2 separate regions of the Mus musculus genome follow, and region 1 is linked to region 2. A link is a contact called in ENCODE POLR2A ChIA-PET data. All regions are on one chromosome and are shown on one strand. The core of a region is the stretch at or near the end of the contact, and the rest is flanking DNA. Distances in the headings are between cores, read along the strand shown. Region 1 holds the start of Clk1 (CDC-like kinase 1). Region 2 holds the start of Orc2 (origin recognition complex, subunit 2).

What was found. ChIA-PET counts read pairs that join two places held with the same protein, here RNA polymerase II (POLR2A).
Region 1: POLR2A ChIA-PET joins it to region 2 with 44 read pairs in embryonic stem cell. The contact joins the promoter of Clk1 here to the promoter of Orc2 in region 2. POLR2A ChIA-PET finds 5 or more read pairs at or near these places in 4 of 5 experiments (Patski and embryonic stem cell).

What each region holds. Positions count from the first base shown.
Region 1 is chr1:58,422,822-58,425,521 of GRCm38, forward strand. It overlaps Clk1 (CDC-like kinase 1), which reads right to left and starts at 1,267. Exons shown (of 13, transcript NM_001042634.2): 1 at 1,099-1,267.
Region 2 is chr1:58,503,844-58,506,543 of GRCm38, forward strand. It overlaps Orc2 (origin recognition complex, subunit 2), which reads right to left and starts at 1,266. Exons shown (of 18, transcript NM_008765.3): 1 at 929-1,266. It overlaps Gm15834 (a long non-coding RNA gene), which reads left to right and starts at 1,273. Exons shown (of 4, transcript XR_865442.3): 1 at 1,273-2,700.

The DNA of each region.
Region 1 (2,700 bases), core at 17-2,516, 81 kb before region 2:
GTTATGAAGTGTTTGTTTACAGCTATTAAAAAAAAAAAAAAAAAAAAAAAAAAGCTGCTCAGCAGATGACCTCAATTCCCAATTCACCGTCAAGTAAATGCCCACGGTCCCCGCTGACACTCTTACTGCTAGCAGAGGGAGACTGGGAAAATTATGAAAATATGGGAGGAAAGCCTGAGAAGGTAACAGGCGCGCCTTTTATGCCGAGTCAACAAAATTCGGGCTCCACCAATAAAGCCACTCTACTTAACTGTACAGGACAGGCCATGATGTTGAAAATAAAGCTGTTCAGAGCGGAAGTGACGTACAATCTTAGGGTGTTCCCCTCCTGTTTCCTAAAGGTAAACAACTCCCCCGTTACAACTTTGTTTACAAAGGAAATTTTCTATAACTTTTTTTTTTTTGAGACAGGCTCAAAGGGGATTAAAAGGCGAGCGACAGGCAGTACAGCCCGGCCGTCTTGAGTTTTAATGTTACAAAACCTAAGTAAATCCTAAACCTTCTTAAAAATCACTTGTTCCTCGCTCTCACAAGCGCTGTCCCGGTGTGCCTCGTTTTCATTATGCTCGACTTCGCTATCTATCGACCGCCTCTGAAATTCTTTTCTTCGTCGAAGGCGGAAACTACACAGAACTGAGGTGACAGCCTGCTGTGACGCTGTCCCCGCAGCGCCCATCTCTAACAAGATCAGCGACCGCAGCGTGTGGGGCCGGCCTGGTTACCAAGACCTTTCGCTTCAAATATAAAGAAAAACAGCACCAAAACCTGCGCCGTGCCACCGCCGAGAGCAAAACCAGGACCGACCGAGTCCAAGCGAAGGCCGCGCCCTGGCGCCGCCATGGCGAAGGACGAGCGCGGCCTTCCCCCTACCGCCATCTTAGGTCCCGCCGCGGCAGCTCGGGCTCTTGCAGTCGGCCGGCCCTCCTCGGGACGCGGAGCCTGCGGGCATCGTCCCCGCCTACGCAGAAGCCAGCGGCCAGAGCTCCGCAGCCGGGGCACAGAGCCCCTTCGCGTGGCTCCGCCGTGAAGAGCCGCAGCGGGGTCCTTGGAGGCGGCGGGAAGATACAAGGAAAGGCCCTGACAGACACCGCGTCTTACCTTTCCAACCCTGAAGACAAAGCTTGCAAGGCGAAGACAAAGCTTACAAGGCGACGGCGAGAAGTCTGCAAACGATTACGACGATCTCCCAACACAAAATGGTGCGGACAGACGCAGTGCGAGCTTCTTCTCGGAAAAACTGGTGACGTAGATGGGCGGGGCCTATACCGGTCCTGAGTGCGCAGGCGCGGGCCCGCTGCCCAAATGGGCGAGGGATGGAAGGACTTGGTCCTGACTGTCCTTGCTGTGGCTTCTTGAGGATACTTAGACACTACAGGTTACAGTAATAGTATAATCCACGCTCGCTCTCCCTCTCTCCTTTTTCTCTTCCCTCCTGACTGCAACCTTTTAAACTACACCAACAAAGTATCTCTGGTTAGTAACTCAGTGACTACAGTTATGTTGACCTGTCTTAAACTAGTTTTTAGTGGTTGGGTATGACATGCACTGACGCCAAAAATGTTAGAAATGAGCATGGTGGCACACGCCTTTAATCCCAGCACTTGGGAGGCAGAGACAGGCGGATTTCTGAGTTCGAGGCCAGCCTGGTCTACAAAGTGAGTTCCAGGACAGCCAGGGCTATATATACAGAGAAACCCTGTCTCGAAAACCAAACCAAACCAAACAAAACAAAAAGTTAGAAATGGTGGAACAGGAGCGGAATAGTGTAAATAGACAGATTAGTAAGTAGTCTTGAAGACTTTGAGGATGCCCCCCCCCCCCCCATAGTAGCTTCCCCCAGCCTTGAGTAGGCTGGCTTTGACCTTGTTGCCACTGAGAATGAGACTACCTGGGGTGGAACCTTCCAACTTAGATGGCTCTATTGTTCCGTCACCTGCCACTGCTACCTGCTGAGAGGCCCTTTAGATATTCCAGAGACTTCATCCAGCAGATCACCTACAGGCTGGCAACAGGCATCAAGAATGGCTTGGGGGGCGGGGGGTTATGGTTTTGAGACAGGGTTTCTCTGTGTAGCTCTGGCTGTCCTGGAACTCACTTTGTAGACCAGGCTGGCCTCAAACTCAGAAATCCGCCTGCCTCTGCTTCCCGAGTGCTGGGATTAAAGGCGTGCGCCCCACGCCAGGCTTAAGCACAGACTCTTAGTAAACTTGGGGGCCTTGAACAGAAATGTGTCTTGGCCTCCATTATTTCTCTCGCCATTTCCTTCCATACAGCTCCGGCCTCCCACTCAGGAACCCAGTTAGTGTGGCCTCAGGCGGCTTAACTCCTATTTCGCTGGTAACTCTAAAAAGGTAGATATTAGGGGGAGGAGAAAAAGGGGGGTGCGTAGGTATCAGTTTTGCAACTCCTTTGCTTTCACCTTTAAGAGTTAATCTAGACCTGGGCATGGTGGCATATCCCAGCACTAAGGAGGCAGAGACAAGGGTTATCTCTGAGTACAAGTTCAGTGTGGTCTATATCGCAAATTCTAGCCAGAACTAAAAACAGGGGAAGAGGAGGGTGCTGGCGTTGGCTTAACAGGTAAAGACACAATGCCACCAAGCCTACCTGAGTTCAATCTCCAGGAAACACATACTGGAAAGAGAGAATCAATTCCTACACACACACACACACAAATAAAGTATTTTTTAAAGAAATTAA
Region 2 (2,700 bases), core at 16-2,515:
TCCTACCAAGACCTCCTAAGAGAATGTCCCCTTCTTTTCTGCAATTCCTCAGAAAAACACTACCTAACAGATACACAAGAAAACTGCAATCTGGGAGGCTGACTAGACAGCTCAGTGGCTAAAAGCACGTGTCCTGCAAGCGTCAGAATGGGAACTGAGATCCTTGTAGTCATTTAAAAGTTGAGGAGCACTCAGAACTGGGGAGGAGGAGAATGGGGTTCCCCGAGGCAAGCTGGTTAACCAACAAGGACCCGGTTAGAGTAAGACCCCGCCTCAGTTAAGAACGATCCAAAAAGACATCTAAAATTAACACACACTACCGGCACATATGCACCAACATCCACATGAATGCACATGCCCATAATCAACCAATGAAATGCAGATATCCACAGGGAGCATCTATAACGGATAGTGATTATCTGTAGGGCTAAAGGGTCAATTCTCTTCACAGTCAACTAACTACAAGGCAGCACCAAGTGTTGGCAGCCATGCACTTTCCTCTGGGAGTAAACACATTTTTCAAACCAAGCACTGCCCCAAGGAGACCTTTAGGGACACCCGGCCGGGACAACAGAACAGACTTCAGCAGTCGTTCCATCCCGCGATCCCTTGAGCTACATCCCTCCGAGTTCCTTCTCCTCTGGCAGAACACTGCCATTTTTGTTACAGTTCCTTTTCATTCTCTTCTCAAATAAAGGGCCGGGTTAGCCGGAAAGCAGGCACGGTCCGTGCAGGAGACTTCTCGCCACAGGACAGCCTTGGCTTTCGCAGACAGCGCCTCTCACCCAGGGGGGCTGCTCCCCAGCATCCTCCAGCCTGCGCCCGGCGGCCTCGTCATCTCCCGCCATGGTGGGCGAGCGGCAAGGCCACGGGTGTCGGGGGAAGCGCGCAGTGAGCCGCGGCTGCAGCAGGGCGCACTGGGACTCACCTCTCGAGTCCGAGCCGGCGGGAGGGAGAACGGCCGCGAGGCTCACTTGAGCCGCCAGCCAGGACTCCCGCCGCCGCGGAACACCCCAGAACGGCCCGGGGAGGCCAGCGTCTAGGGAAAGAGTCGACCGGTCCAAGCCGAACCTGCGCGCCCAGCAGGGCAAGGGAGCTGCGCGCAGCACACTGAATCCCCGGCCGCCGGTGGGCGGTGCCCTAAGAAACCAATGGGGAGCCGAGCCGCCCAGAGCGACGGCGCCGCAAGCCCGTTGACTCGGGCCATAGGCCCTCGCTCAGTCGGAAAACAGATCCCCCAACCAATAGTGGGTTCCCGGGCTTTCCTCATCTCTTCAGTTTCCGTTTCCGGGGGAAGGGACCGTGCGCGGAGCACGCCGGATCTCTGGAGAGACAAGTGTGTGCTAGCTGTCTGGAAGTTAAGGGCAGCGTCCCCGGTTGTACGGTTGGTTGGTGTTTTATGTCAATCTTAATATTGTTAGTCTAGCTGCTCTGAGGAAAAAAAAAAAAAAAAAAAAAAGATAATGAAGATGGATTCGCTTGAGGAACAGCGAATACCTGCTCGCATATGATGCAAAGGGATCTCAAGGGTTTGAGGGAGGGCGGAGCCAGAGCATGAACAAGAAAATAGGACCATACAACTAATGAAATAAAGACACGAAAAGGGGGCTTATACAGAGGAAATGAGAAGGAAAACGAGTGAATCTGGCTGGGATACATGAAAATATTTGTTTACTAACAGGACTACGTCATTTGGATTCGCTTATTCCGAACTTATCATACTTAGAACCAACAGTAAGAATACAATACTCAAGTAGAGGCACCTCTGAATAACTGAGCTTCTGGGTAATTGAACGAGAAGAAACTGAACATACAGTCTTGGGGAAAGTGCTAGAATAAGGCAGCTGAATACTTACTCATTCTTGCCAATGGATATAAACACACTGGCTATAAATGTGATGCCTAGAGAGCACAAATCCCAAAGTTCCAACCTTTGTATCATTTCATTGAGCTCTGAAAATCAAGCTCACAACTTGGGTTTGGTTCACTATCTTAACACCACCTTGTGGTTAGGTTTTTGTTTTTAACCATATCAAGGACCGTCCGGGGCTAGGCTGGTAACTGGGCTTCCAGGTGACCTGCCGGTGGTTTGCTTCTAGGTCTCATCAGAGCTACCTGGTGGCAAACTTCTATTGCACATGCATTGCGTTATTTCAAGTCATACAAAATGGTTTCCAAGTTACAGAGAATGATTTTTAAGTTATGTTCCTAACAGCAGGGCACAGGATTATATAATTATAAGACCAGAAGGAATCAGGAACACTTTCCTTAAAGGAAGAGATATGAAAACTAAGGCCTGAATTGATTTGAATTTTCTAGGAAGAAAAGCAAAATGAAAATAGATGAATAAAGTGTCAAAGTGTCAGATATTATGAATTACAAGTTGGTACTTAAGGGACTGGCCACATTTGTATTGAAAGATTATCTGTGGAATATAATAGTGGGAAGGAAGAAATGGAGTCAGACTTTTTGGGAGCTGTTTAGAACAGTGGTTCTCAATCTTCTAATGCTGGACCCTTTAACACTTCCTCATGTTGTGGTAACCCCTGATCATAACGTTTTTGTTTGTTTCTTTTTGCTACTTCATAACTGTAATTTTACTACTGTTATGAATCATAAATGTAAATATTTCTGGAGATAGGGGTTAGCCAAAGGGGTTATACTTCACAGGTTGAGAACCACTGGTTTAAAGATTCCAAT